2 separate regions of the Homo sapiens genome follow, and region 2 is linked to region 1. A link is an interaction called in ENCODE POLR2A ChIA-PET data of the cell type or tissue named here. Cell type or tissue: GM12878. All regions are shown on one strand. Links, peaks and the distances in the headings refer to the core of each region. The heading gives the core; the rest is flanking DNA.

Region 1 (10,513 bases), core at 4,082-6,581:
CAGGCTGCTCTTGAACTCCTGACCTCAAGTGATCTGCCCCCCTCAGCCTCCCAAAGTGCTGGGATTACAGACGTGAGCCCCCTCGCCCGGCCAGAAATTAATTTTCTTAAAATTCTGGAGGCCAGAAGTCTGAGGTCAAGATGTCAGCAGGATTGCTTTCTTCTGAGGTTCTCTCCTTGGTTTATAGGCTGCCATCTGCTCTCTGTGTCTTTCCTCTGTGTCTGTCCTAATCTCTTCTTATAAGGACACCAGTCATTGGATTAGTGCCCAACCTGATGACCTCCTTTTAACTTAATTACTTCTTTTAAAACCCTATCTCCAAATACAGTCACATTCTGAGGTACTGAGGGTTAGGACTTCATCATATGCATTTTTAGGGGGACACAGTTCAGCCCATAACAGGGCCTGAAGGCGGAGTCTTTCAGCCACGAAGATACTGACTAAACAGAATTACATCTCTGTATTCAATAGTATTAAATTAGTGATCCCAGGCCGGGCACCATGGCTCATGCCTGTAATCCCTTTGGGATGCTGAGGTGAGATGATTGCTTGAGGCCAGGGGTTCAAGACCAGCCTAGGCAACAAAGCAAGACCTCATCTCTGCAAAAAATTTTTTAAACAAATTAGCCGGGCGTGGTGGTGCTCACTTATCATCTCAGCTGCTTGGGTCCCAGCTTCTTGAAAGGCTGAGGTGGGAGGATCGTGTGAGCCCAGGAGGTTGAGACTGCAGTGAGCCATGATCACACCACTACACTCCAGCCTGGGCCACACAATGAGACCCTGTCTCACAAAATAAAAATAGAGTAATCCTAAGAGCAATCAGTATAGGTAAATTTACCCCTAACTCATTATATGAGTTTTTCAAGTGTTTTGGGGAACAGGAATGTTTTCCAAAGGGAGGTAGAAATACAGAAACTAAGAGTAGTATGGGAGGAAGTAAGTTCGTGCATTTTAGTAAGCTGTCTCCTTTCTGGCCCAAATCAAGGAAACAGGAAGAATAAAAAAGGTCATTTTAGACACAAAAAACTAAATTTCAACAACAATTCCTACTTGTAAGGAAGAAACTAATTTTGAAACATGCCAAGCTGTGTTTGGGAAAGGAAGTTAAATCAAAGACCTGAATCTAGGAAAATTCCTTGGCATTATGTCTGCAACTATATCCAGTAGCAAGAATTACAATAGATTACTCACCCCTTGGGTCAGGGACGAAGGAATGTTTTTGCAAAGTTGCAGAAAATAAAATCTGGCATATATTTATTAAAGACTTGGTAGATAGGAAGAAGAGGGGAGGTCAGAAAAAGTGCAAGAGTAAACCTATTTTTTTTTTGTCAGATCAAGTCTCTGTATCAAGGCACTATATATATTCTTTTGGTCTCATGTATTTGTATTTCTTCATAGTTATATGATGTTGGGCAACTTATTCCTGTCTTAGTTTCCCCATCTGTAAGATGAAGATAATACCTTATTCATAGACTTCTTGTCAGGAATTAACTAATACATTATAAAAGTTAAACAGTTCTTGGTACATAGTAGACTCTCAATAAATGTTAACTATCCTCATCATCACAACCACCACCATCCTCATCATCGTCATTATGCCAGCACCTCTGACTTTGATCATGTGGTTTTCGCTGTGAGCAGTGCCTTCCTTTCTGTGCTCCATCTGCCTGGTTTTAGTCGTACTGCTTCTGGCAGTTTTTCCTGAGAATTCCAACACAAGTTGCAGAACCTTGCTGCAAGATGGAAGCCTGAACTTGGTGCTGAGGTGTTCTGGATTCATTCAAATGGTGGACAGCCATGGGGAGAGCCCTCAACAACATTGTTGAACAAATATATGCTGAGCACTGCTTTATGTCAGCACCAGGCTAGCAGCAGGAGATAGAGATGAGGAGTGATGGCCCTTGCTTCCAAGGAATTATTTATCTAATGGAAAAAGAAACATATAAATAGATAAAGAGATATAACAGAGGTATTTAAAAGGCACTGTAGTACAGCAAAAGGCAGAAATAATCTAAATGTCTGAATCATCCTCCATCAGCCTAAAAATATGCTGGACTATTTTCTTTCTTTCTTTCTTTCTTTTTTTTTTTTGATGGAGTCTCAGTATGTCGCCCAGGCTGGACTGCAGTGGCATGATCTTAGCTCACTGCAACCTCCGCCTCCCAAGTAGCTGGGATTATAGGCACCCGCCACCACACCCTGCTGATTTTTGTATTTTTAGTAGAGACGGAGTTTCACCATGCTGGCCAGGCTGGTCTCAAACTCCTGACCTCAAGTGACCTGCCTGCCTCAGCCTCGCAAAGTATTGGAATTACAGGCATGAGCCACCATGCCCAGCCTGCATTTGTAATTTTGATAAATACTGCTACATTGCTCTCCATAGGATTGTTCCAATGTACACCCCTACTAACAATGTATGAGAGTGCCTGATACCCTAAAGTCTTACTAAGTGCTGCCAAACTTTGGAATTTTGTCAGTCGGAGGAAATACATGTTATTTCAATGTAGTTTTAGTTTATAGTTTTGTTACTGTGAATTAAGCATCTTGTCATGTATTTTTCTGTTCCTGTTTTTCACTCATTTTTTTTCTGTTGGATTGTTAGCACTCTGTATGTAAGACAAATTAGCCCTGCATAAAAATTCCACATTTTCCCCAATATGTCCCTTCCTTCCTTCATAATTGTATTAAAATATAATTCACGGCCGGGCGTGGTGGCTCACACCTGTAATCCCAGCACTTTGGGAGGCCGAGGTGGGCGGATCACTTGAGGTCAGGAGTTTGAAACCAGCCTGGCCAATATGGTGAAACCAGGGAGTCGGATGTTACAGTGAGCCGAGATCATGCCACTGCACTCCAGCCTGGTGGCAGAGTGAGACTCCATCTCAAAAACAAAACAAAAAACCTAAGTGAAAAAAGACAATCAATAGATGCCAATATGAGCCATCACGTTCCCCAACTTCAAACTATACTACAGGGCTACAGTAACCAAAAGAACCTGGTACTATTGGCACAAAAACAGACACATAGACCAATGGAACAGAGGAGAGAGCACAAAAATAAGGCTGCACACATACAACCATCTGATCTTTGACAAACCTGACAAAAACAATCAGTGGGGAAAGGACACCGTGTTCAATAAATGGTGCTGAGATAACTGGCTAGCCATATGCCGATGACTGAAACTGGACCCCTTCCTTACACTATATATAAAAATCAACTCAAGATGGATTAAAGGCTTAAATGTAAAACCCAAAACTATAAAAATCCTGGAAGACAACCTAGGCCATACCATTCTGGACATAGGAATGGGCAAAGATTTCACGACAAAGATGCCAAAAGGAATCACAACAAAAGCAAATATTGACAAATGGGATTTAATTAAACTAAAGAGCTTTTGCACAGTATAAGAAACTATCAACAGAGTAAACAACCTACAGAATGGGAGAAAATTCTTGCAAGCAATGCATCTGACAAAGGTCTAATATCCAGCATCTATAAAGAACTTAATTTTACAAGAAAACCACATTAAAAAGTGGGCAAAGGACATTAACACTTTTCAAAAGAAGACATACACGCGGCCAACAAGCATATGAGAAAAAAGCTTAATATCACTGATGATTAGAGAAATCCAAATCCAAATCACAGCGAGATACCATCTCACACCAGTCAGAATGGCTATTATTAAAAAGTGAAAAAACAATAAAAGTTGCTGGCAAGATTGCACAGGAAAAGGAATGCTTATACACTGTTGGTGGGGGTGTAAATTAGTTCAACCACTGTAGAAAACAGTGTGGCGATTCCTCAAAGACTTAAAAACAGAACTACCATTCAACCCAGCAATCCCATTATTGGGTATGTACCCAAAGGAATATAAATCATCTGTCATAAAGACACATGCACACGTATGTTCACTGCAGCACTGTTCACAATAGCAAAGACATTGAATCAACCTAAAGGCCCATCAATGGTAGACTGGATAAAGAAAATGTAGTACATATACACCATGGAATACTATGCAGCCATAAAAAAGAATGAGACCATGTCCTTTGCAGGAATATGAATGGAGCTGGAATATGAATATCCTTATCAAACAAACACAGAAACAGAAAACCAAATACCGCATGTTCCCACTTATAAGAGGGAGCCGAACGATGAGAACACATGGACACATAAGAGGGGAACAACACACACTGGGACCAGTTGGGAGGTGGAGGTTGGGAGGAAGGAGAGGATCAGGAAAAGTAACTAATGGGTATGAGTCTTAATACCTGGGTGATGAAATAATCTGTACAACAAACTCCCATGACACAAGTTTACCTATGTAACAAATATGCGTATGTATTCTTGAACCTAAAATAAAAGTTAAAAAAAAGAAAACAAAAATCAACAAACACTTGAAAACTAAACCACATACTTCTACATGATCTATGCATCAAAAAGGAAGTTTCAAAGGACATTTAAAAATCAGTTGAACTGAATGAAAATAAAAATAAAATCAAAATTTGTGGGACGCAGCTAAAGCAGCACTGAAAGGGAAACTTATAACACTAAATGCATATATTAGAGGAGGCAAAAACCTCAAATCAATAAGCTAACCTCCCACCTCAAGAACCTAGAAAAAGAAGAGTAAAATAAACCAAAACCAAGAAGATGGAAGGAGATAATAAGGTTAAAAGCAGAATAGAATGAAATGGAAAATATCATAGAAAAAAATCAATAAAATAAAGAGCTGATTCTCTGAAAAGATCAATAAACTTCACAAACAACTAGCAAGACTGAAAAAAAAGATGCAAATTGTCAATATCAACAATGAAACAAAATAACCATTACAGGTCCTGCAGACATCAAAGGGATTGTAAAGGAACACTACAAACTCTACACACATAAATGATGTGTGTAGATGGGTATATAGCCATGGAAATGGATGAATTCCTTGAAAACTGCAAATGACCACAACCTCACCCAATATAAAATAGGTAATTTGAATAGCCTTATAACTATTAAGGAAATGTAATTCATAAGTTAAAAGCTGTCCGAAATCTTCAGGCCCAGATGGTTTTCCTGGATAGTTATACCAAATATTTGAAGAGGAATTAAGAGCAATTCCGTACACTCTCTTTCAGAAAATAGAAGAGGAAGGAACACTCAATGAACACATAAAACTAATTTTATGAAGCTAGTATTATTATCTTGATGTCAAAGCCAGATAAAACCAGTACAAAAAAGAAAACTATAGGCTAATACGCTTCATAAATATAGACACAGAAATCTTTAACAAAACATTAGAATATATAATTCAGCAATGTATATAAAGAATTATATACCATGACCACGTGGGTTTTATTCCAGGGATGCAAGTCTTTCTTAATATTAAAATCTCAATCAATGTAATCTGCCACATGAACATAGTAAAGAAGAAAAATCATATCATATCACTAAATGTACAAAAAGCATTTCACAAAATTCAATATCCACTCATGATAAAAACTTTCAGGAAATAGGGAAAGAAAAAAAATCCTCAACCTGATGAGGAGTATCTACAAAAAAACCCACAGTTGATATTATACGTAATGATAAAAGACTGAATGCTTTCCACCTAAGCTCAGGAACAAGGTGAAGATGTCTTTTGTCACCACTCATGGTTATCTACTAAGGAAATTCCAAGGAATCTACAAATTCTTATAAGTAATAAGTGAGTTCAGGAAGATCACAAAATACAAGCTAAAATACAAAAATCAATCATATTTGTAAGCACTAGCTATGAACATGTGAGCACTAATTAAAAATGCAATACAATCAGTCAAGGAAATGAAATCTAATAAAACATGTACATTATTTAAATGATGAAAAGTACACAATGTTAATGAAAGACATCAAAAGATCTAAATTAATGAAGAGACAAACTGTACTCATGGAGTGGAAGTTTCAACACAGTAAAGATATAAATTCTTTTCAAACTGATATATATGTTTAATGCAATTCCCATCAAAATCTCAGGAAAATTCTTTATAGATGTAGACAAGATTATTCTAAAATGTATATGGAAAGGCAAAGGAACTAAAATAGCTAAAAACAATGTTCAAAAAGAAAGTGGAAGGAAACAGTCAACCTGATTTTAAGACTTATTATAGCTGCAGTATAATAAGTCTATAATAATAATATATAATAATTATTATATATATAATAATAATATATATTATAATATTATATATATAATAATATATAATATTATTATATATAATAATATATATAATAATATTATATATATAATAATATATAATATATAATAATAAGACTATATGTTACTGGTAGTGGGACAAATACATAGATACATGAATAAAACAGAGAACCCAGAAGTAGATCCTCACAAATATGTCCACCTGATTTTTTGACATACTTGAAAAAACAGTTCAATGGAGGACAGATAATCTTTCAACAAATGATGCTGAAGCAATGGGACAGCCATAGGGAAAAAAATGAACCTTGACCTAAGTCTCACACATTATACAAAGATTAAACCAAAATGGATTACACACTTAACTGTAAAATGTAAAACTATAAAACTTTTTATTTTATTTTTTTTTATTTTTTTTATTTTATTTTTTTTTTTTTTTTGAGACGGAGTCTCGCTCTGTCGCCCAGGCTGGAGTGCAGTGGCGGGATCTCGGCTCACTGCAAGCTCCGCCTCCCGGGTTCACGCCATTCTCCTGCCTCAGCCTCCCAAGTAGCTGGGACTACAGGCGCCCGCCACTACGCCCGGCTAATTTTTTTTTGTATTTTTAGTAGAGACGGGGTTTCACCGTTTTAGCCGGGATGGTCTCGATCTCCTGACCTCGTGATCCGCCCGCCTCGGCCTCCCAAAGTGCTGGGATTACAGGCGTGAGCCACCGCGCCCGGCCTATTTTTATTTTTTTGATATAGGGTTTCACTCTGTCACCCAGGCTGGGGTGCAGTGGCACGATCTCAGCTCACTGCAACCTCCGCCTTCTGGGTTCAAGCGATTCTCCTGCCTCAACCTCCCAAGTAGCTTGGACTACAGGTGCGTGCCACCACACCTGGCTAATTTTTTGTATTTTTAGTAGAGACGAGGTTTCACCATGTTAGGATGGTCTTGATCTCCTGACCTCGTGATTTGACTGCCTTGGCCTTCCAGAGTGCTGGGATTACAGGCGTGAGTGACCACGCCCAGCCTTAAAACTTTTTTTTTTAAATAGGAGAAGATCTTCTAGATCTAGGGGTAAGCAAAGAATTCTTATTTATTTATTTATTTGAGACAGAGTTTCACTCTTGTTTCCTAGGCTGGAATGCAATGGTGCGATCTTGGCTCACTGCAACCTCCGCCTCCTGGGTTCAAGCGATTCTCCTGCCTCAGCCTCCCAAGTAGCTGGGAATACAAGCACTCACCACCACGCCTGGCTAATTTTTGTATTTTTAGTAGAGACCAGGTTTCACTATATTGGCCAAAACTTAAGTCATAAAAAAAGGAGAAACTGGTAAGTCAGACTTCATCAAAATTAACAAATTTCTTTCTTTCTTTTTTTTTTTTGCTTTTGGATACAGGGTCTCACTCTGTCATCCAGGCTGAATACAGTGGCAGGATCATGGCTCACTGCAGCCCTGACCTCCCAGGTTCAAGTGATCCTCCCACTTTAGCCTCCTGAGTAGCCTGGGACTACTGATGCGCACCACCACACCCAGCTGATTTTTTTTTTTTGTTTTGGTAGATAATGGAGTCTCACTACGTTGCCCAGGCTGGTCACAAACTCCTGGATGCAAACAATCCTCCTGCCTCAACCTCCCAGGGTGCTGGAATTACAAGTGTGAACTACCATGCCCAGCCAACTTTTACTCTTAAAATATCCTGTTAAGAGAATGCAAAGACAAACTACAGAGTGGAAGAAATTATTTGCAAAGCACATATCTGACAAGGGCTAGTATCTAGAATATACAAAAAAAAACCTCATAAAACTCAACAGTAACCTTACTTGGTAAGAAGCATATCAAACTTTTCTTCAGAAAGTATGCAAACAAGAAAAGAATATTCTAAAATATTTAAAGTGTTGAAAGAAAAACCTACCAGCCTAAAATTCTGTATCTAGCAAAATTATCATTCAAAAGTGAAGGAGAAATAGGCCGGGCAAGGTGGCTCACGCCTGTAATCCCAACACTTTGGGAGGCCGAGGCAGGTGGATCACCTGAGGTCAGGAGTTTGAGACCAGCCTGGTCAATATGGTGAAACCCTGTCTGTACTAAAAATATAAAAATTAGCCAGGCGTGATGGTGTGCCGGTACTCCCAGCTACTCGGGAGGTTGAGACAGAAGAATCCCTTGAAGTGGGGAGACGGAGGTTGCAGTGAGCCGAGATCTCACCACTGCACTCCAGCCTGGGTGGCAGAGTGAGACCCTGTCTCAAAAAAAAAAAAAAAAAAAAAAAAAAAGCCAGCTCAGTAGCTCACACCTGTAATACCATGTAATCCCAGCACTTTGGGAGGCCGAGGCAGGCGGATCACGAGGTCAGGAGATGGAGACCATCCTGGCTAACATGGTGAAACCCCGTCTCTACTTAAAAAAAGAATACAAAAAATTACCCGGGCGTCGTGGCGGGCGCCTGTAGTCCCAGGTACTCAGGAGGCTGAGGCAGGAGAATGGCATGAACCTGGGAGGCGGAGCTTGCAAGTGAGCCGAGATCGCGCCACTGCACTCCAGCCTGGGCGACAGAGTGAGACTCCGTCTCAAAAAAAAAAAAAAAAAAAAAAAAAAAAAAGTGAAGGAGAAATGAAAACTTTCTATGCATTAAAAAATGGAGTATACTTGCCTTGCAAGAGATGTTAAAAGAAGTTCTTCAGAGAGAAGGAAAATTATATAGGTCAGAAACTCATATCTAAATAAAGAAAGAGTGCTACAGAAGGAATAAATGAAGCCAAAATAAAACAAACAATCCAATTAGAACATGAGCAAAAGATATGCAGAGAATTTCACTGAAGGAGTTATGCAGAAGGCTACTAAGCACGTGCAAAGATATTCAACATCATTACCTATTGGGGAAACGTATATTAAAACCACAATGAGATATTATTACACAACTATCAGAATGGCTGAGATAAAAAACAGTGACAACACCAAATGTGGGGATGTGGATAAACTAGGAAATCATACGTTGCTGGTGGGAATGTAAAATGGGATATTCACTCTGGAAAACAGTTTGTCAGTATCCTAAAACAATAAACATGGAATTACCATGAAACCCAGCAATTTCACACCTGGACATTTACCTTAGGGAAATGATGAGTTGTATTTACACCAAAACCTATAATGAATGTTGATATGAGCTACTATTTGTAATAGCAAAATGTGAGAAAAAGAAAAAAAACCCAGATGTCGTTTAATGGGTGATGATGGTTAAACAAATTGGTATATCCACACCATGGAATTCTGCTCAGCGATAAACAGCAAGAGCTATTGATATATGCAGTGAATAAATATCCACAGAATTATGCTTAGTGAAAAAAAAAGCCAATTTGCAAGGTTACATTCCATTTGATTCCCTTAATATAGAATTTTCAAAATGACAACATTATAGACACCCAGATCATGCAAATGGACTGATTCCCTTAGGAGAACGAAGACCGTATCTACCTAGAGACTGGAAGAAGACCCTTCTGGGCCTGACAAGAGCAGATAACAATTCTGGCAACAATTGACCCTGGGGTTTCAGCAGGTCCACAGGTGGAAGTTGAGAGTGGGATTTAATCTGGTTGAGTTCATCTTCTGGTAGGAAACCACACAGAACCCAGGAGCACCACCAAGATGGCAGGGGGAGCTGTGTGGCTCAGAGACACTAGGGCCCCATCCTCTTCCTGTTCCTCATTGACTGGCTGGAAAGGTGGACACTAAAAATTCATGACTCGTTTGTACTTAGTTGAAGTATGGAAGGAGATAACATATTATTTAGACTCTCTCCCTCCTTCTCCTTCCTTCCTTCCTTCCTTCCTTCCTTCCTTCCTTCCTTCCTTCCTTCCTTCCTCTCTCTCTCTCTTTCTTCTTTCTTTCTTTCTGATAGTCTTGCTCTTCTCATCCAGGCTGGAGTGCAATGGCGCAATCTCAGCTCACTGCAACCCCCTGCCTTCCGGGTTCAAGCGATTCTCCTGCTTCAGCCTCCTTAGTAGCCGGGATTACAGGTGCACACCACCATGCCCGGCTAATTTTTGTATTTTTAGTAGAGACAGGGTTTCATCATGTTGACAAAGCTGGTCTCGAACTCTTGACCTCAGGTAATCTGCCCGCCTCGGCCTCCCAAAGTGCTGGGAATACAGGTGTGAGCCACCGCACCCGACTACACATATTATTTTCTAAAAATGTCACTAATCCTGTGAAAGACTCATTTGAAATGCTTGCCCTAAAACACATTAATAACTTTTTTGATGTGATGAGAGATCTAAGTACTTGTGTTGTGTTCATTTTGAGAACCATCAAATATTTCTAAGATGAAATTTCTTTGAATTTTCACACTTCA
Region 2 (10,513 bases), core at 4,628-7,127, 51 kb after region 1:
ACAGTGAAACCCCGTCTCTACTAAAAATACAAAAAATTAGCTGGGCATGGTGGCGGGCGCCTGTAGTCCCAGCTACTTGGGAGGCTGAGGCAGGAGAATGGTGTGAACCCGGGAGGCGGAGCTTGCAGTGAGCCGCGATTGTGCCACTGCATTCCAGCCTGGGTGACAGAGCGAGACTCTATCTCAAAAAACAGAAAAAGAAGAAAGAAGAAAGCCCTTCTTTTTTTTTTTTTTCTTAATAGAGACAAAGTCCCACTGTGCTCAGGGGTTCTCAAACTCCTGGCCTCAAGCAGTCCTCTTGCCTCAGCGTCCCAAAGTATTGGGATTGCAGGTGTGAGCCACTGCAGCCAGCCTGCCCTTCCTTCTTGAATCCCTTGCAGTCTGGCTCCCCTCCCCATCTTTAGTCTGAAATGTTCATTCAAGAGTCACTAATGACGTTTTTTAAAAAACTAATTTTATCAAGTAGCTCATATTTTTTTGTAGATAAATTGGAGAATATAGACAAGCAAAAAAGAAATCTGTCACTTATTCAGGAAAATTAATATTTGATAGTACTTGGCTCATAGTTTTTATGTACTAAATAAAAATAAAATAACCAAACCTGCCATTTGATAATGACTGTTAGCTTTTTGGTGTATCTTGTATCTTCTTACAGCCTTTTTTATTCTTTGCCATCTTTAAAAAAAAATCTAGCTGTATTTTTTTTAAATAAAAATTAGCTCATTCTCGTATGAGTTAATCTGAAATTTGACTTTCTCACTTAGGAATGTATTGTAGTCCTCCTTCTCTGTAAATCAATACAGATCTAGGTCCTCGTTTTAAATGGCCATGTAGGATTGTAATTTACTTTTAATTTATTTTAATTAGTCAACACATTTCCTGTTTTTGACCATTTAGGTTGTTTCCAGTTTTTCATTATTAGAAATATCTCTGTGATGAACATCTTTGTGTATCTTTGTGCACTTATTACATTATTTCCTTAGGCTGTGCTAATGGCCTTCTACTTCCAAATAGAATAGCTTGTTTTCAGTGCTCCCTATCCTTGGCTGTCTGAAGAATCTGACACTGTCAGCCTCCTCCCTCTCTGAATTTTCTTCTTTTGGCTTCTCTGATCCTGTGTAATACAGGCTTTCATACCTGACTGTTCCTACTCTGCTCCTTTGCTTCCTAAGGTAGGCATTCTCCAAGATTGTGTATTCAACCTTTTCTGTTCTTGAAAATCTCATTCACCCTCTTGTGTTCAGCTGTCATCACTCTGCATGGTTTTCTGCAGTCCATCCTCGTCTCTTTCCTGAAGTCCAGTTTCATATTCCCAGCTATCTGCTGGGTATCCCAGTCAGAGCCTTCCTAAACTGTAATAGGCAAGATTACTGTCTTGGCTGCATGCCCTGTTTGCCTACGATTTCCCTCAGTGCCTTTCCCAAATTCTGTCTTAGAGTCCCCAAATGATTTTAATGGTGTCACTATTTTCTGACTCCATTACACTTGAAATCCTACAATCATTGGGTCCCTCATCTCCTGCCACCTCAGGTGATTGCTGGATTTCATGGAATCGCCCTCTGCAATGTTTCATCTGTCACCTCCTCCCATATCCATTGCTCCACCCTCACACCCCTCCAGAGGACCATTGCATTTGCTTTCTAACCAGTCTCTTCTTCCTCCAATCTCTTCTTTCAGACTGTTACTCCCTTATCCTTTACAAAAACCTTCAGTGGCGCCTCGTTGTCTAAGCTTCCCTTAGAGCTTTTTCTTCCTCTGTTTCCTTCTGCATGTCCTATGACCAACCAATTTGGACCACCTCCTTGTTTTCTGGTCTTCAGATCTTTGCTCATACTTTCTTCTCCCCCTGAAATGCCCTTTCCTACTACTACTTTCCAAAATCCTACCCCTTCTGCAATGTGCATCCTAGACACCTGCTCCTTCACGAGGCCTTTCTTAACCCCTTCTTATCCCCTCAACCAGATGTAATTGCCCTCTTCCTAAACTCTTTGTGCTTTTACATTGTACTTAGCGCATTCTCTCTTAAATATAGATACTTATCTCCTTTTCTTCTCATCTTCCTCTCTGATGTTGTGTTCTCAAAGGCAGTAATTTTATTTTGTGGAACTCTGAATTTTCCATGGTGCCCATTACCTCTGAAAAGTCAAAGGTCTGTATCTTGCTAATGACTGGGCAAGATACAGAGTTATGAAATTTCTTGAGACTCCCTCAGTTTAGTGGAGCATGGGTTATGGGGCTAGAAAGTCCTGAGTTTGGGTCTCAGTTCAGGCTTTTACTAGCCTGGAAACTTTGGGCATTTACTTCACTTACTTAGGTCTTACTGTCCTTATTTGAAATTGAATAATAATACTTAGATCTCATAGTCTTGCAGTAAGGATTAAATAAGATATTTAGTCTAGTATCTGTCACATGGTAGATCTCAGCAAATACTTGTTGCCTTTCCTTTTCCTTGCCACTATGTTTCAGCAAGTATAGCTAAATCATCTGCTTCTTCCTATTGTATCTGTTTTTTAGGGATCTTACCTTTATTATCCAGGAACTCTCCCTAATGTGCCTTGGGTGAAGATGTTAGTTGAAGTGACTTCTCTGCCGTGTTTGTGGACCTGGAGGGACTGGCTCCTGGGCCTTTGGCTCCATTTGCATCCTCCTCTAGCCAACTCTGGATGTTAACACATCTTAAAGCTCTTTGGCAAACACATAATTAAATTGCTGGTGACAACATCTGAAATGATTTCCATTTGTAGCATGCAGTCCAGTGATGCTAGCTTATATTAGGCTTGAAGTGAATAGAATGTTCTGGATTTAGCTCTGTTTCTTGAGAATTCACTGCAGTCTAGTTTCATTGTAACTCTTGAGTGTAATAATATGTTTTAGCTTATAATTTTGTTATAAGAAAAGGGAAAGGGAAAGGTTTTTTGTTTGTTTGTTTGTTTTGTTTTTGAGATGGGATCTTGCTCTGTTGCCCAGGCTGGAGTGCAGTAGCATGATCATAGCTCATTGCATCTTCGAACTCCTGCACTTAGGTAATCTTCCCACCTCAGCCTCCCAAAGTGCTGAGATTACAGGTGTGAGCCACTGCACCCAGCTGAGAAAATATTTTAAGTTCATAAGACCTAAAGAAGAGCAAATGGAGGACACAAGTGGTTAGGGCAGATTATTATGCAGTTTAAATAAATTCTACTTCACAATTGTGATCTTTACATAAGGAAATATATTTTCCTTTAATATTCTAATCTTTGTAAATAATTACATAAGAAATAATTTGTTTCATGCTTAAAATGTTCTGCCCTGGAAAAGCTAGCCATCACTAAAGCTAATTGGTCTTCATCATCACATTAACAAGTGGTAGTTTCATGGCAGGTAAACTTTCTTCCATTAGGGTTGGTCTTCTACGAATTGATTATTCCCTCCACTCTCCTATGTCCATTTCACTCCTGTACATTGTCCTCTATATTGCTGCTCCCTCTCTAAAGGGGCTTGCTTTTTTTTTTTTTGGAGACGTAGTCTCGCTCTGTCACCCAGGCTGGAGTGCAGTGGCAAGATCTCGGCTCACTGTAACCTTCACCTCCAGGTTCAAGCAATTCTCCTGCTTCAGCCTCCCCAGTAGAGTAGTTGGGATTACAGGTGTGTGCCACCATGCCTGGCTAATTTTTGTAGTTTTAGTAGAGACCCAGCCTAAAGGGGCTTTCTTATCAGCCTGTAAACACATCTGAGTCTCTACTGCCTTCTCAAACACCCAGCCTGGACTAATCCACATCCACATCTCTAGCTACTACCCTTTCACCCTTGCTGTCATAGCCAAACTTCTTTAAAAGCTCCATCGGCTGGGCTTGGTGGCTCATGCCTGTAATCCCATCACTTTGGGAGGCCGAGGAGGGTGGATCACGAGGTCAGGAGTTCAAGACTAGCCTGGCCAACAGGATGAAACCTCATCTCTACTAAAAACACAAAAAATTAGCTGAGTGTGGTGGCAGATGCTTGTAATCCCAGCTATTCGGGAGGCTGAGGCAGGAGAATCACTTGAATCCAGGAGGCGGAGGTTGTGGTGCGTGGAGATGTGGAGATCACGCCATTGCACTACAGCCTGGGCAACAGAGCAAGACTCCATCCCCCCGCCCCCAAAGAAAGCTCCCTTTATCCCTTACCTCTCATTTACTCTTCAACTCTTGCCAATCTGGTTTCTGCCCCTACTTTGTTACCCAAATCCCTCTCTATAGGCTATACACCCAGTGATCAGTTTTCAGACCCCCCTGTATCTTATGTATTATTCTCTCGGCTGCTCGCCCAATTAGTTCTCCTCACCATGCTTGAAATGTTCTTTGCCATGGCTCCTGTGATAACACATCCTCCTGGCTTTCCCACTACCTCTCGGCAGCTCCTTTTCAGTCTCTTGCGTAGACTCCTACTTTTCTACACAGCTTTGCATGTAGGAATCCCTTAAGGTGCACCCTCAACTCCCTGCTTGCTATGGTCTGAATGTTTGTATCTCCCCTGAATTCATATGTTGAAATACTAATTAATAAGGTGATGATATTAGGAGGTGGGCCCTTTTGGAAGGTGTTTAAGTCAGTGGGGGTAGAGCCCTCCTACATGGGATTAGTGCTTTTCTAAAAGAGGTCCCAGAGAGCTGCCTTGGCCCTTCTACCATGTGAGGACACAGCTCTAGTAGGTGTCATCTGTGAGGAATGGCCCTCACTAGACACTGATTCTGCTGGCACCTTGATCTCAGACTTCCCAGCCTCTAGAACTATGAGAAACAAATTTCTGTTTTTATCAGCCACCCAGTATACAATGTTTTGTTATAACAGCCTGCATGGATTAAGACACTGTTTTTCTCCCTTTTTACGTCCCCCTGAAAGATCTCCTCTACTTCTGTGGCTTTAATTCCTCTACATATGTGGATGACTCCTAAACTTACGTCTCCAACCCAGTCCTTCCTCTTAACTCTACTATTATGTGTCTAGCTGCCTGCCTAACCTGTCTAATTCCATGTATCACAGGCATCTCAAATTCAACTTGACCAAACCCAGATTCCTGATCTGCCTTTTCTAGCTCTGATTCTCTTCATCATATTTCAAGTTGCAGAAAAGGGGAGCACCATTTACCCAGTTACTGAAGCCTGAAACCTGGCATCCTCTTCCTTCCCCAAACATGCCATTTCAGCACATTTTTCTTTTTCTTTTTCTTTTTTTTTTTTTTTTTGAGACAGAGTCCTACTGTGTCACCCAGGCTGGAGTGCAGTGGCATGATCTCACAGCTCACTGCAACCTCCGCCTCCCGGGTTCAAGCGATTTTTCTGCCTCAGCCTCCCAAGTAGCTGGGACCACAGGCATGTGCCACCATGCCTGGCTACTTTTTCGTATTTTTAGTAGAGATGGGGTTTCACCATGTTAGCCAGGATGGTCTCAATCTGCTGACCTCATGATCTGCCCTCCTTGGCCTCCCAAATTGCTGAGATTACAGGCATGAGCCACATGCCCAGCCCTGAGCACAGTCATTTTTCTACCAGTCGATGTTGCAATGAAGATAAAGTTCCAAATCCTTGACATGCTCCAGCCTTCCCCTGTGAGCTGATCACTCCCACAAGAAGCTCCTCTGCCTTCCATCCTCAGCCACTCTGACCTTCTGTTTCTTCTGGGGACCCTGCACCTGCCAGCCCCAGCCCCTTCCTTATTTATGCCATCCCTTTTTCTGGCCCTCTTGCTTGGCTAACTTATACTCATCCTTCAGTTTGGGCTGAGCTATTTATATGCTGTTCCAGGACCCTGAACTTCTCCTTTATGGCACCCATCCTGATTGTAATTATATTATTTATATTGTTTTGTTTGTTGTCTGTCCCCTCTGCTGAACATCGACTTCACATAGGCAGGGACGGGGTCTCTTTTTTCACTGCTTTGTCACTTACCACACCAGTTCCCAGCCAGGAAAAGAAAAGACGGTTGTTTCCCTGCTTTGATAAAATACCCAGACAAAAGGATGCCCTTATTGCTCTTAGACCTCTTTCCCGAATCTTCCCTGGTTGTCACCTGCAATGATGTTATGTCTGAGTTGAATGTTTCTCACTGCACGCTAGTTTGCTCAGAGGTAATAGAGGAGGAACTGTTTTCTCACTTTCTCTTTCTCTTTAGCCTTTATTCCTAAAGCTTGTTTCTAGTCATTTCTTTTAACCAGCTTCCTGAGAAGTATTTCCATTGTCTTTTCTGAACTCTCCCTTAGACCATGAGAAAACAAAAGTTTATGCTGATTTTGGGTCATGACCTGACACTGAAATTGGTGGTGTTAAGTACATTGCCGAGTAACTCAGATACATTGATATTTAAAAAAATACTTTTTCTGATTATAGGAGTGATTTTATTGTTAAGAAAAAATTGAGAATATAATCAAGGGTCTAGAAGAGAAGAAATGGGAGAGATTCAGACTTTTCTCTTGTAGAATAAGGTCCTGCTGTACATGTGATTTTTGTCCGCCCTTTTTCACTTCACATTGATATTTTGATAAAAGCCCTGAGAAATGGGAGTGAAACCTAATGGACCGCAGCTTTGGACAAGCCCCGAGTGCAAATAAGGCTGGTCAGCAGCTTCTAGCAGGATCTGCTTCTTCTAGAAGCAGAGAAAGGTAACAGGCTGCCCTGAGACCAGGCTCTACAGAGCCTCCCTCCTGCCTCGTACATGCCAAGCCGGCCCTGTCCTGGCACTTACAGTGACTAACGGCCGGGCACCTCCCTCTCGGTTGATGCCCTCCATGCAGGACATCTCCAACACATTGCTCTCCGTTCTGGTGTGTTCCTTAAGCCAAACTTTCTAGGTTTAATTTCACTGGATGTTCATAGATCCTCGTGTCCCAGACTAATTGTCTATGTATTTGTTGATATTTGTTCTTGCCTATTTTCATTTTATTTTTTAAATTCAAGGCAAGAGGCCTATTTATTTTGTATTTTATAGTGCCTAGCATGGAATTTGGTGCCCAATAAATACTTTTTTTTTTTTTGAGATGGGGTCTCGCTCTGTCGCCCAGGCTGGAGTGCGGTGGCACTATCTCGGCTCACTGCAACCTCCGCCTCCTGGGTTCAAGCGATTCTCTTACCTCAGCCTCCCGAGTAGCTGGGACTACAGATGCATGCCATCATGCCCGGCTAATTTATTGTATTTTTATTTTTTAATTTTTAATTTTATTTATTTATTTTTTGAGACGGAGTCTTGCTCAGTCGCCCAGGCTGGAGTGCAGTGGCGCGATCTCGGCTCACTGCAAGCTCCGCCTCCCGGGTTCGCGCCATTCTCCTGCTTCAGTCTCCGGAGTAGCTGGGACTTCAGGTGCCTGCCACCATGCCCAGCTAATTTTTTTTGTATTTTTAGTAGAGACAGGGTTTCACCACGTTAGCCAGGATGGTCTTGATCTCCTGAACTCGTGATCCACCTGCTTCAGCCTCCCAAAGTGCTGGGATTACAGGTGTGAGCCACCACGCCCGGCACATTTATTGTGTTTTTAGTAGATACGGGGTTTCACCCTGTCAGCCAGGATGGTCTTGATCTCCTGACCTCGTGATCCCCCGGCCTTGGCCTCCAAGAGTGTTGGGATTACAGGCATGAGCCACCGTGCCTGGCCAATAATCTTAAATAATCTAAAAATAATGTTCTGCCCAAATTACAAATTACCAAATTAGGGTCCATTTATGCATAATTTTATCCATTAATTCAGGAAGCATTTAACAGTGCCTGGCACAGTTGCCAGGCATGGAGTATACATTAGTGAATAAAACAGGGGTAGTTCCTCTGGGATTCTAGGCTAGTTTGTTTGTTTGTTTGTTTGTTTATTGAGATGGAGTCTTGCTCTTGAAGCTCAGGCTGGAGCAGTGGTGCGATCTCAGCTCTCTGCAACCTCCACAATCTGGGTTCAAGTGATTCTCCTGCCTCAGCCTCCCAAGTAGCTGGGATTACAGGCATGTGCCACCACCCCCGGCTAATTTTTGTATTTTTGGTAGAGACGGGATATCACCACATTGGCCAGGCTGATCTCCAACTCCTGATCTCAAGTGATCCTCCCACCTTGGCCTCCCAAAGTGCTGGGATTACAGGGGTGAGCTCCCGGCCTCTAGGCTAGTTTAATACCAGATGTTACACAGATAATAAATTCATAGTTTCAACTTGTGATGAGAGTTATGAAGGAACATGGCAGGGTGCCCTGAGAGAATGCGCTAAGGCAGGGGTGTCCGCTCTTTTGGTTTCCCTGGGCCATATTGGAAGAAAAATTGTCTTAGGCCACACAAAAAATACACTAATGATAGCTGATGAGCTAAAAAAAAAAAAAAGAAAAGAAAAAAAAAAAGAAAGTCGCAAAAAAAAAAAATCTCATAATGGTTTTTTTTTTTTGAGACGGAGTCTTGCTCTGTCCCCTGGGCTGGAGTGCAGTGGCGCGATCTCGGCTCACTGCAAGCTCCGCCTCCCGGGTTCACGCCATTCTCCTGCCTCAGCCTCCCGAGTAGCTGGGACTACAGGCGCCCGCCACCACGCCCGACTAATTTTTTTGTATTTTTAGTAGAGACGAGGTTTCACCGGATTAGCCAGGATGGTCTCGATCTCCTGACCTCTGGTCCGCCCGCCTCGGCCTCCCAAAGTGCTGGAATTACAGGCTTGAGCCACCGCGCCCGGCATAAAATCTCATAATGTTTTAAGAAAGTTTACAAATTTGTGTTGGGCCTCATTCGAAACCATCCTGGTCGGCATGCAGCCTGTGGGCCACGGTTGTGGACGAGCTTGCACTGAGGGGAGACCTATAGTATCTGGCATTGTGTGTGGGAAGAAGCCTGGAGACTGAGCCCTGGAGAGAAGGAGAGGGTGGGTCAAGGTGAGAGATGAGCTCTTTTTGAGAGGGAACCAGCCCAAAGGCGAGGCATTCAAGGTAGAGAGTGGTAATCGAAAGCGAGAAATGGAAATTGTTATCTCTTTGTTTTAGTAACTGGGAATGTAAGTCTCCCCATGTCATCGGCCTCTATTCTTTCTAAAAACTTTTCAAGGGATGTATTTAGCCTTCCTACAAGAGTATTTTGATTTGTTTTTGAACAGGTCTTTCTGAACCTGTCCCACTTTTATTGATGCTTTCGCTGATGTTTGTGAAAGGCATCTGGGAAGGGCACTAGCCAGTCAGGCTTTTAACACCTGTCTGTGGGTTCAACAAAGAGGAATTAAGCTTCTTCTCAATTGCAGATGTCGTGTTGTATTCTGGGTCCCATAGGAGATCTTGACTGACCCAGGAGTGGTCCCCTCCGGGAAGAAGGACGCTCAGCCACCAGCTGCCCCCAGGTGTTCGTCCCCAGGGGTAGAACTCACCCACTTTATGAGCAAGTCTTTGTCAAGGAAAGAAGACGGCAATTGAAATTTTCATTGAGCTGTTAGCATTTTTTTCAGAAAACCATTTTGTCCCAGTGTGTGTAAGAAGTTATTCCTTCATTCAACACATGTTGAGTGCCTTCTGTGTCTGGCACATTTCCAGGTGCTGGGATACAGCAGTAAACAGATTCCATGTCAGTGGATAAACACACACTGGAAACACATAAGTGAAACACAGAGGGTGTCAGGGAGGTTATAATCACTACCTAGAAAATTAAAGGAGGGAAGGAGGCCTTAGGGAGAGTCACCTGGGAGGTGGAGACAGGTGTTGAAATTGTTAAAAATAGCATCAGGAAAAGGCTTACTGAGTGACATTTGAGCAAAGATTTACATGTGAGGGAAGAGCATTCCAGGCAAGAGGGCACAGTGAGTGCTATGGTCTTGCAGGAGCATGCTTGGGATATTTGTGGAACAGCACAAATCCTGCAGTGGCTTGAGTATGGGCAGTGAGAGGGAAGAGTACACACGAGAGGAGGTGAAGGGGAAAAGGGAAGATCATGCATCCGGGGCCTTGTGGCCACTGTGAATACTTTGGCTTTCCCTCTGGTTAAACAGGAAGATGCTGGAGGCTGTTAAATTGGCTGTAGGGGCAAGGGTGGAAGGAGACTCTGATGAGATGGCGGTAGCATGGATCTAGATGGAGGTGGTGGAAAGAGGTCAGGTTTGAGATATTTTGAAGGGAGAGCTGATGGACTAGATGTGGGCTATGTGAGAAGGAGAAAGATTGGGAGAAGAATAGGTTATGGACTTGTTAAATTTAGATCCATATTAGGGTGCTCGTGTCAAAAATGTAGTTGGGTGTATGAGTCTGGAGTCAGGAGAGAAGCCTGGGTGGGAAGGGTGTCTGTGAGCCATCTGTGTACATATGGTATTTACATCCATGAGACTGTGGAGTGACTGTGTGTTGGGTAAGAACTTCAGTGTCTTGGGGTTGTAGGCATGAGAGGAACCAGCGAAGGAGACACAGGAAAGGTGGCCAGCAAGGAGGTGGAGACAAGGTCTGACGATGAGTGACTCTCTGGACCCCCGTGCAGGTGTGACAACATGCGTGTGTTTAAGCTGGGCCTCTTCTCGGGCCTCTGGTGGACCCTGGCCCTGTTCTGCTGGATCAGTGACCGAGCTTTCTGCGA

The links. ChIA-PET counts read pairs that join two places held together with the same protein. Peaks named below come from ENCODE experiments on the same cell type or tissue, not always from the same donor. Only the 100,000 strongest peaks of a DNase experiment are listed, where the experiment ranks them.
Region 2: POLR2A ChIA-PET joins it to region 1 with 5 read pairs; 17 of 35 experiments call an interaction of 5 or more read pairs at or near these places.

The regions. Positions count from the first base shown.
Region 1 is chr9:19,385,696-19,396,208 of GRCh38, forward strand. No RefSeq gene overlaps it. Among named protein-coding and RNA genes, the nearest start is that of RPS6, 11 kb to the left of the region's middle. In GM12878, for the core only: no CTCF peak of the experiment used is centred there; no DNase peak of the experiment used is centred there.
Region 2 is chr9:19,435,864-19,446,376 of GRCh38, forward strand. ACER2 (alkaline ceramidase 2) reads left to right here. Exons shown (of 6, transcript NM_001010887.3): 5 at 10,418-10,513. Among named protein-coding and RNA genes, the nearest start is that of MAP1LC3BP1, 22 kb to the right of the region's middle. RefSeq lists enhancers at 10,196-10,513, 10,334-10,513. In GM12878, for the core only: no CTCF peak of the experiment used is centred there; a DNase peak (open chromatin) is centred at 6,108; H3K4me3 peaks cover 681 bases; H3K27ac peaks cover 1,272 bases.